2 separate regions of the Homo sapiens genome follow, and region 2 is linked to region 1. The links are chromatin loops, found by intact Hi-C in ENCODE. Cell type or tissue: heart left ventricle. All regions are shown on one strand. Links, peaks and the distances in the headings refer to the core of each region. The heading gives the core; the rest is flanking DNA. Region 1 overlaps CFAP97 (cilia and flagella associated protein 97). Region 2 overlaps LINC02437 (long intergenic non-protein coding RNA 2437).

The links. Hi-C counts contacts between places; a loop is a spot of excess contacts. Peaks named below come from ENCODE experiments on the same cell type or tissue, not always from the same donor. Only the 100,000 strongest peaks of a DNase experiment are listed, where the experiment ranks them.
Region 2: a loop joins it to region 1, with 22 times the contacts of the local background. A loop is called at or near these places in 23 of 110 quality-filtered maps.

The regions. Positions count from the first base shown.
Region 1 is chr4:185,180,521-185,185,900 of GRCh38, forward strand. All of the region lies in intron 2 of CFAP97 (cilia and flagella associated protein 97), which reads right to left. Among named protein-coding and RNA genes, the nearest start is that of CFAP97, 21 kb to the right of the region's middle. In heart left ventricle, for the core only: a CTCF peak has its summit at 3,304 (motif pointing left); a DNase peak (open chromatin) is centred at 3,291.
Region 2 is chr4:185,003,037-185,008,416 of GRCh38, forward strand. It overlaps LINC02437 (long intergenic non-protein coding RNA 2437), which reads left to right. Exons shown (of 2, transcript XR_001741949.1): 2 at 1,464-2,743. Among named protein-coding and RNA genes, the nearest start is that of HELT, 13 kb to the right of the region's middle. RefSeq lists an enhancer at 2,073-2,132. In heart left ventricle, for the core only: a CTCF peak has its summit at 4,647 (motif pointing left); a DNase peak (open chromatin) is centred at 2,375; H3K4me3 peaks cover 824 bases; H3K27ac peaks cover 219 bases.

The DNA.
Region 1 (5,380 bases), core at 315-5,314:
AGATTGCCTTATTTCACTTAGCATAATGTCCTCACGGTTCACCCATGTAGCATTATGTCAGAATTTCCTTCATTTTTAAGCCTAAGTAATACTTCTGTATTTTTTTTAATATGCTCTGATAGTATCTTCTGGTAAGTTAAAACTACCCAACCACCCACTTGCATTCTTTGTACTTTTTTCCTGTAATCTTTAACTGAAGTTTTGTTACTGTTTTTTCTCATTCTTTTCTATTTTGGGAGATTGACTAAGTTAAAAACTTTTTTCTCTAAGATTTTCTCCAAAAGTTTGTAGCATTATGAATAGTCTAATCACCTATTCTAGTTCCATTCTCCTAAACCTCAGGACCCCTTAACACCCCCCCTAAAGACTGAGGACCCCAAAGAATGTGTATGTGGGTTACATCTACCAATAGTTACCATGCTAGAAATTGTTTTAAAGATATTAATTCCTCTAAAAATAATAAACCAATTATATGTGAACATAACATTTTTATTTTAAAAAGTCAGCGAGTGGCAGAGTTTGTTTTGCAAGTCGTTTAATGCCTGGCTTAAAACCTTGTCTCTGCAGACTTTTGTCTGCAGACAAAATACTCTAAAAATACAAAAATTAGCCAGGCATGGTGGCACACACCTGTAATCCCAGCTACTGGGGAGGCTGAGGCACGAGAATTGCTTGAACCAGGAAGGCGGAGGTTGCACTACTGCACTCCAGCATGGGCAACAGAGCGAGACTCCGTCTCAAAAAAAATAAAAATAAAAAAAAATTAATTAAATAAAAAGCAAATCAAGGCATAATCATACTTTTTTTTTTTTTTTTTTTTTTGAGACGGAGTTTTGCTCTTGTTGCCCAGGCTGGAATGCAATGGCGCGATCTTGGCTCACTGCAATCTCCGCTTCCCAGGTTCAAGCCATTCTCCTGCCTCAGCCTCCCGAGTAGCTGGGATTACAGGCATGTGCCACCACGCACGGCTAATTTTGTATTTTTAGTAGAGACAGGGTTTCTCCATGTTGGTCAGGCTGGTCTCGAACACCCGACCTCAGGTGATCCGCCCGCCTCGGCCTCCCAAAGTGCTGGGATTATAGGCATGAGCCACCACACCCAGCCGGCATAGTCTTAGTGAAAACAGTTTTGTCCTCAAAGATCCTAAAATCATCAAGCTTGCTCTTTTAAGAGTTTGAAGTATTACATTCTTCAGCTATGAGTCTGGTGCCTCTCTGTTGGTTTTTGCTTTTCTTAAATGTTTGGCAATACTTGGTAGTGTGTTGAGGGCATTGAGATTTCCTGCAGTTTGCCAGGAAGAAAGGATAAAATGTGCTGCCAGGCAGGACGTGCTGGTAGCTAATCTCAGTATGGGCATCTCCTTTCTTATGGAGCATAACAGGGTCTGTATCTTCCCTTGAACAAGGCACTTCACTTCAATCCCTCACACGTTGGTATCACTTTAGCAAAAAATTTAACCAGTTTCTTTGCTCATCAATGCTTCTTCAATCCCATTTCTTGTATTTATTTTTCTTCTCAAAATACATCCTGTAGTGATTATTTCATAGTTTATATAGTAGATTTTGAGGCCATGTATTTCTAAAATATTTTAAATTTTTGCTGTTTCAGATTCTTTTTAAAGTGACCTAATTTTACCTATACAAAATATGAAACATACCTTTAAATCTAGTGTGGTCAACGTCTTCAATGCTCTCCAAATCGGTGAGATTCATACCATAACTTGATGTCTAAACTTCTGTTTACTACTCCATTTTTTTAATGCCCTCTCTGCCTATTCAGGGATTTACAGGTCAAGATGAAGGATCTAATTCCAACCATTTTTTGACATTTACATAGCAAAGGCAGCTTTGCATGGAGGTGGAAAATTCCCCAAGTCAGCCACCCTTGAGCTAAAAGAGGTTGAATATTCAGAAATTCGACTAATCTTTCAAGATCCACTTCAAAGTCCTGTATCTAATACTGCCACTATGCAATGGTCTTCCCTTCTTCCACTATTTCTCACAGAACCCGAAGAACTCTGAAGTTAGAATGGACCCTAGCAACCTATATCAACAATCTCCTCCTACAAATAGAGTGCCTGAAGCTCAGAACAGTTGCTGTCTTGTTTGTGATCATGTCGGTAACACCCAGAAGCCTAAGTTTTATTCCACTTTCAAAACTGTCTTTACCTTGGTTCAACACTGTCTCGTCATTCCATGCCCTATACTGGTAGATTCAATTTTACATTCTTTTATCAATCTTTGTTTCATAGGCTTAATATTTTATAGTTCAAATTTCTATTTCATAAACAACAAACGGGCTGGGCGTGGTGGCTCATGCCTGTAATCCCAGCACTTTGGGAGGCTGACACGGGCGGATCATCTGAGGTCAGGAGTTCACGACCAGCCTGGCCAACATGGTGAAACCCCGTCTCTACTAAAAATACAAAAATTAGCTGGGCGTGGTGGTGCCCGCCTGTAATCCCAGCTACTCGGGAGGCTGAGGCAGGAGAGTCACTTGAACCCGGGAGGTGGAGGCTGCAGTAAGCTGAGATTGCGCCACTGCATTCTAGCCTGGGTGACAGAGCAAGACTCCGTCTCAAAAAAAAAAAAAGGTTCTTTTAAACCAATAAAATGTTGATGTGGTTGGCTATACAGGTATCCCTCATTATCTGAACTCTCACCTAATATGGCTGTTAACTTGCAAAATTTTTTACTTAGTATTCACTACCTTAAGCAGTAAACTGGTTTACCGAACCTCTGTACTGAAGTCCGTGAAAATGTTTAAACTGAAAGGATGCAGAGAGTATGCTGCATTCCTGCCTCAGCTGTGCTCTGATGGGCTCACATGTTGTCTTCACCATCATCCTCCCCATACTAAGTGGATTTATGTTCCAGGAAGTAGAAAAGGCAGTGAAGAAATTAGGTAAGCCAAAGCAGCCTAGAAAAGCTTATTTAGTGTAAGTTAGAAGTGATAAAGTGTATTGAGAGATGAATGCAGAAAAGGCACAAGCCTGGCTCTGCATTCATATCCACCTACCATGACCACAGTTGCAGTTATATGGTGGAAAATAAAGAAAACATAGGAAAATAATTTTGGATCTGAAATGCTTCACTGTGTAAATCGAGCATGAATGATAATTTTGAAAAATGATTGCAATACCTTATATAATAGACTGACAGTCCTAATTAGTGTTTAAAATGCTTTATTATTATGAAGAATCCTTGGTGGATTGTTATATTATGGACTCCAATAACAGATGTACCAACTGGCAAAATGCCATGTTTGTTCCTGCGCCTTAAAAAGCCCTGAGCGCCACCTACTGGCAAATCTCTTCTATCAGGGGTTCTTTACTATGCAGTACTATGAATAAAGCTTCCCTTCTACATTTTAGCTCAGCATCTGTGTTAAATGCTTTTTAACAGTATTTCAATTTAATTATAATTGGGGAACTGTTCAGGAGTTTGGGGTAGGATTATTTTTCTTATTTAAAAGTTAAAAATATTTAGGTTCTCTATATCTAATTAAGTTTCAGAAATGGGTTAGACAGGAAGAGTGAAGAATGCTTTATTTTCAATGGAACCAAATAGTTTACTCAGTGTCTTGATATTCAGACCATGGTCCCTAGATCTGCAGCACGGGTATCACCAGTAGGGGCTGATTAGAAATGCCGATTTAGCTCTTACCTTAGTTTTACTGAACCCAAATCTGCATTTTAACAGTATCCCTGGGTTAACCGTATGCATACTGAAGTTTGAGAAGCTCTCTTGGACAAAGTTGGCTGCCCAATTACTGTATATCTATTTTCCTCCTACTTCACAGATCCCTGACTTCCAGGGTGAGCCTGCTTGGCCCAGGATAATCCCATTTCCCCTACCAACGACTGGTTCGGGAATGGGAGCGTAACCAGTTCTGGGCAAGGAGACCTATGTGGATGTTGACTGGGCCAAATTTCTTTAAGAAGTTTCCTCCATTCCAAGAGTCAGAGAAGAGACACTGTCTCTTCCTCTGGACACTGTTGTGTCTGAAGGTGAACACTGAAAACGGCTGCAGACATCTCCTAGCAGCCTAAGAACGAAGCCAACACCAGGGCTGGAGGAACACAGTGCTAGAAAGTAGGTCCCTGATGAAGTTTTGAGCCACTCAATCAACCCTGAAGTCTAGCGTGTCTTTGGGTGACCTGTTATATGAGAAATATTGTTTCATTCGGAATTCCCTTCTTGTATTCAAAATCCTGGATAATCACTGATGACTCTGAACAAAAAGCCCAGAAATCAGACTATTTTCTATTAGATGGTTTTTAAAAACTTGACAATTCTAAGAGTTGAGTGTTTTCTTCCTGTAAGAAGCTTTTTATTGGCTGAAACAATACCTTCCTTTTGTATGCTCGTTTTTTAATCCTCTTTCCTAGGATACAGTGGGGTTTATAATTTGTGGGAACAAATAGTACTTACAAGATTTTAAAAAACGGAAGTGTCCCCTTAAAAATAAAAATTATGATTTAGTCAAACAAGCCCATATTTAAAAAATAAAGCCCACTAGACATATTGAACATTTTAATTTATCTTCTAGAACATTTCTCTTTTCAACCCATTTTTAACCTAATTTTATAAGAACAATACTTTTTAATGCCAAACAATAGGCTGCAACTTTTTAACACGTTTCCCATTTGCCCCAAGAAATGAGTGCTGGCAGTGAGCTGTACTTTTTTTTTTCTGAACAGGAAATGGGTTCAACACATACAAATCACAGTAAGAATTATGAACGAAGAGCAATGCAGCAATAGAAATTTGATGCACAAGAAAAAAGGCAAATATATCAAGATATATGTTATTACACAATATTAGTGAGCAATCTGCATTATCTCATGATATTTTATGATTTAATTTCAACCACCATCCAATTTTTGCATTACAAATATAATTTTAAAGAACAATTCTGTCACTTCAAGGAAAACAGTTGACAGTATTTATTACCAATAATAAAATTTGAGCTTTTTAGCAAAAAATAGTATTTTAGGTAAACTTGTATCTGCCACCATGAGTTTGACAGCTTCTCAAGAGCTTTCTGATGAGGCTGGTAGTGATATTAACAACTATGATTTCTATATAATGTATTCTGAAATTTGCCAACCTTTTTTTTTTTTTTTTTTTTTGAGACAGGGTCTTACTCTGTCTCCTAGGTTGGAATGGAGTGGCGTGATCTCAGTTCACTGCAACCTCCAACTCCCTGGCTCAAGAGATCCTCCTATCTCAACCTCCCCCCGCAGCTGGGACTACAGTAGCACACACCACCATGCCTAGCTAATTTTTGTATTTTTTGTAGAGACAGGGTTTCACCATGTTGCCCAGGCTGGTCTCAAACTCCTGGGCTCAAGTGATCTGCCTACGTCTGCCTCCCA
Region 2 (5,380 bases), core at 197-5,196, 180 kb before region 1:
GCTCGCACTGAGACACAATGCTGGGATGCAATGGAGCCATTCACTTGTGTAGCCCCTAAACCATGATTTAGAAAGCACCGTGTGTGCAAGGAAGGGCATCTATCAGTCCTTCCTTCATCCTTTCAACCAACATTGTTCGGTCCTCGCTCTCTGCCAGCCACCACACTAGGTTCTGAGGGGGACATAATAGGCAGGAAAGAAATGGTCTGTGCCTCCGATGGGGACAGACCCATGTCCTCGACACCTGTCTAGTCCATTCCCTTTTCAGCATCAAAGCAGCCCCCATTATTTCCACCTCCATCATTTCCCTCATGGGTTTTGGCAAGAGCCTCCTAATTCTTTCACCTGTCACCAGTAGCAAGCTCTTCCAATCCATTCTGGCATCAGATACAGATTACTTATCACGTAATCCCTCAAATAAATGTTAACTGTGACTATGTATGACAACAGAGGTACCTGATGCTATGGGACCATATCTTAGGGGGCTTCGATCAAATAGAGTGGCCAGAAAGGCTTCTCCGAAGAAGTGACAGAAAACTGAGAAGTCAGTGCAGACACAAGTGGAGACGGGTTGGGGAGACTCCTCAGGCCTCACAAGCCTCACCCGTCAGCTATTCCACGCTGCCAGGCCCTTCTTTGCACAGCTCCCTCCACTTGACGTACCTACAGCAAAAGCAAGTGGTGCTTAGAGCAGGTGCCCCTCCTCAGCCAAGACTCCCTTCAGCACCGTCCCTCTCGAGGTCACTTCTGACCACACCTGCTCCCCAGTCATCGCTCCCCCGTGTCTCCGCCGGGTCTATCACCAAACCTCTCACCCAGTGCAAGACCCCGAGGTGGCAGATTCACTCCCACTGGACGGCATGCTCCTCACAGGTGGGTCTGCTTACCCCTCTATCCAGTAGCGAATGCAACGCCAGACAGAGGTTTGTCTTCAGGGATGGACTTACACGATTGTGGAGGCTTGGCAAGCCCCAAATCTGCAGGGTAGGTGGGCAGGCCGGAGACCTAGGGCACGGCTGCTGTTGCAGCTTGAGTCCTAAGGAAGTGAGTGTGGAGGCAGAATACCCCTCCTCAGGGAACCTCAGTCTTTTTCTCTTCAAGCCCTCAACTGATTGGACAAGGCCCACCACATTCAGAGGATAACCTACTTAAAGTCTACTGATGTAAATGTTAATCTCATCTTAAAATACCTTCGCAGCAACACCTGTGCTGGTGTTCTACCAAACATCTGCGTACCATGGTGCAGCCAGGTTCACACAAAAAATTAAGCATCACCCCAAGTAAAAACAGCCTTTGGTGATGATGTGTGAAGTCTTGAGACCTGCTTATGATGTGTTTATCTTCTCCATTCTCTTCCTTTTCCTCCCTCCTTTGTCTGCTCTCTTTCATGCCTCTCCCTTTTCTTCCCATTTTCCCCCTTTCTTTCCTCCTGTGTGTGTCTCCCTCCCTGTGGTTTCTTCCAGGTGTGCCGGGGGTCCCGTCAGCTGCAGGACACGGGAGGGATGGAGTGAAGCAGAAAGGCCCCGCCGTGACCACACTCATCCCAGAAGAGCCTCTCTGTTGGCATGAAAGGAAATCACAAGGAAAGGGACTTTTCAAGGTCAGACTGCACCAGTGGAAAGTCAGCACCAGCCCCCAGGGCTCGAGGCAGCCTGTGCCCTTTCCACTAACTGTGCCAACTCTCACCAGGGGAAGGCTGACCAGGAACAAAGGCCCTTAGAGGAGAGCAGAACTCCTGCAGCCTGCACTTCCGAGAGATCCTGCTCCACGGAGCCCGGCTCTACTCCTGCAGGCAGAACCTGCCAGCCCGCAGATGCTGGGGGCTGAAGGATCCCGGCGACACCAAGCGTCAGGTCAGGCGTCAGAATCCAGCGCGTTTGCTCCTCGAGAACAGCGCGCCACCTGCTCCCAAGTGTGTGAGGGGCTGCAGTGCCGAGCTCCACTTCACAAGACTCACTCCTGCCCCGCCACCTCCTGAGCAGACGCAGTCAAGCCCGACCTACCTTTCAACAAACATGTATTAGCACTCCCTCCATGCCAGGCACTGTGCCAGGTGCGAGGGTACCATGACCAAGCCAAGGCCCCAGGCTCAGAGCACTCACACGCCAGTGGAGGGGGCAGCCCTGTGCGACCCAGCAGGGCACACCCCACCTCCAGCCTAGGCTCCACCCAGGCCTGATCTGGGTAGCCCGGCGGACGTACTGACTCCCTGTTCACCGATACCGTCATCCAACCTTCCTATTTATTTATACATTAAAACACTGCAGCCAGAGCGGCGAGGTGTCCCGCCAAGAAACGGCCAAATCCAGTTTCCTCCCCAGCCAGCCTCTCCTTAGAAGCGGCAGAACCGCTTCAACCACTAGAGGGCACCAGCCAACCCTCGATGGATCCAAATGTGCCCACGTCGTGAGGGAGCCTCAGCACCGGGTCGCGGCTCCCAGCTCCACCGTCATAGAACACGAATAGCTTTTGTCTTTTCTCAAAATGAGCCCTGCAGTTGAGGCAAGCTTTACATTGGCTGCACAGACTTTACTCTTTTTAAACATTTTTTGGGAGTCCATAGCAGATGTATATATTTATGGGGTATGAGATGTTTTGATATAAGCATACAACTCATAATAATCACGTCAGGGTAAATGGGGTATCCACCCCCTCAAGCATCTACTCTTTCTTCGTGTGACAAACAATCTAATTATACTCTTTCAGTTATTTTTAAGTGTACAATAAATTATCGTTGACTATAGTCACCCTGTCATGCTGTCAAATACTGCATCTTATTCATTCTAACTATACTTTCGTACCTATCAACCCTCCCCACCTCCCAACCCCCCATCCTACTGCCCTTCCCAGCCTCTGGTAACCGTCTATCTACTCTCTATGTCCACGAGATCTTTTTTTTTTTTTTTTTTGAGACAGAGTCTCCCTCTGTCACCCAGGCTGGAGTGCAGTGGCCCGATCTTGGCTCACTACAACCTCCGCCTCCCAGGTTCAAGCAGTTCTCCTGCCTCAGCCTCCTGAGTAGCTGGGATTACAGGCACCCGCCACCACGCATGGCTAATGTTTGTATTTTTAGTAGAGACGGGGTTTCACCATGTTGGGCAGGCTGGTCTCAACCTGCTAAGTTCAGGTGATCCGCCTGCCTCGGTCTCCCAAAGTGCTGGGATTACAGGCATGAGCCACCGCACCCATCCAATTGTTTTGATTTTTAGATCCCACAGAACATGCAAAGTTTGTCTTTCTGGGCCTGGCTTATTTCACTTAACGTAATGACATCCAGTTCCATCCATGTTGTTGCAAATGACAGGATCTCATTCTTTTTTTATGGCTGAATATTGCTCTATTGTGTATAAGAACCACATTTTCTTTCCTTTTTTCTTTTTTTGGACAGTCTCCCTCTGTTGCCTAGGCTGGAGTACAGTGGTGTGAACTCAGCTCACTGCAACCTCCACCTCCCAGGTTCAAGGGATTCTTGTGCCTCAGCCTCCCAAGTAGCTGGGATTACAGGCATGCACCACCAAGCCCAGCTAATTTTTGTATTTTTAGTAGAGACGGGGTTTCACCATGTTGACCAGGCTGGTCTCAAACTCCTGACCTCAGGTGATCCGCCCATCTCGGCCTCCCAAAGTGCTGGGATTACAGGTGTGAGCCACCACGCTCAGCCCAAGAACCACATTTTCTTTATCCATTCATGAACAGACTTTACACTTGAGCCTGTAAGTTAAGGGGTGAGGAAGTCAAGCTATCCTAATGCAGAGAAAAGAGACCAAAGATTGCCTTATTAATACGTTACCAGAAAAATGATATAAAAGATTTTTTAAAACCTTTGCTCATTATCCTAACTGCCAATGTCTAATGTCAATACACAACCACACATAACCTCACATTATTGACAAGCTGCTGTATAGCAATGGTATCAAATAAATGCAGGACCGTGGACCAGTGCATCCCAGTGTGCATCAGAATCACCTGAGGGGTTTTTCTTTCTTTTTTTTTTTTTTAAGAAACAGATTCACATCTACAGAGATTCTTTTTAAGTCTTAGGTCTGTGATGGGCTCTAGAAATGTGTGTTGTCAAAAGGCTTCTGGTGTGTAAAAGGGTATCAGAAATGGGGAGAACAGACTGAATTTGAATATTTGATGACTTTTTGGTGATTTGTACCTTTGGGCATGATAAGAAGGACAATAAATCTCCAAGGTCCCCAGGCATACTGAGACCATGCTCCCCTGCTTTACTACCCAGCAGCTACACTCGGTCTTTGGAAGGTGAGTGCAAGTCTCTTGGCTGAGAAGTCCTTCCTATGACTTCTAATCTCAGTGGGATTGAAGCGACAGCAAGGCCCAGCACACTGCTGGAAGGGACACTGGTTTTGGAGTCAGATCAGCCTCATCCGGTACCCTGCTCCACCACCTAACAGTTATGTGCCCTTGAGTCAAATGTCCTTGAGTTCCCCAAGCCTCAGTTTTCTTATGTAAAATAAACGAATTGCCCATCCCACCATTGGGAGGACTAAGTGAATGAGGAGCAGCTTAGTGCCCAGAGGAGTAAGAGCTGCGATCTGCACCTGACCATTGTCATGATTAACCTATGAGAAAGAAGAGCAGGATGGCACCACCACTGCCCCCTGCAGGGCACCAGTACCCTTGGCTGTCTCGGATCTATTACAACATATTCCACATTCAGCTCCAGCTGGCGGATGACCAGACGGAGTCTTGCTCTGTTGCCCAGGCTGGAGTGCAGTGGCCTGATCTTGGCTCACTGCAACCTCTGCCTGCCGGGTTCAAACAATTCTCCTGCCTCAGCCTCCCAAGTAGCTGGGACTACAGGTGCATGCCACCACGCCCGGCTAATTTTGTATTTTTAGTAGAGATGGGATTTCACCATGTTGGCCAGGCTGGTCTCAAACTCTTGACCTCAAGTGATCTGCCTGCCTCGGCCTCCCAAAGTTCTGGGATTAAGGTGTGAGCCACTGTTCCCGGCCAAAAGCATAGACTTTAATGATGACCTCCATGTTCAATCCAATGGGTCTTTAGAATCCTATAAACCTTTTCTGTACCTCTCCTTTCAGATGCTACTGACCATCTCCTCCTTCTTGAAGCCACCTGCACCTTTGCTCCTAGGCACCGTAGCAGCCTTCTGAGCTCTCCTTCTCTTTCCTTCCCTTTCCTTCCCATCCATCTTCCTGGTGGATGTCCTTCACCTACTCTCCTTGTCCATCAGGGTTCCCCAGGATTCTATCTTGGGCACCCTGACCTTCTCCTTTGAGCTCTTGCTTTTTGTTTTTGTTTTTATTGTTGTAGCTCTTATTGCTGTTGTTGTTTTGAGACAGGGTTCCACTCTGTTGCCCAGGCTGGAGTGCAGTGGTGCAGTCGCAGCTCACTG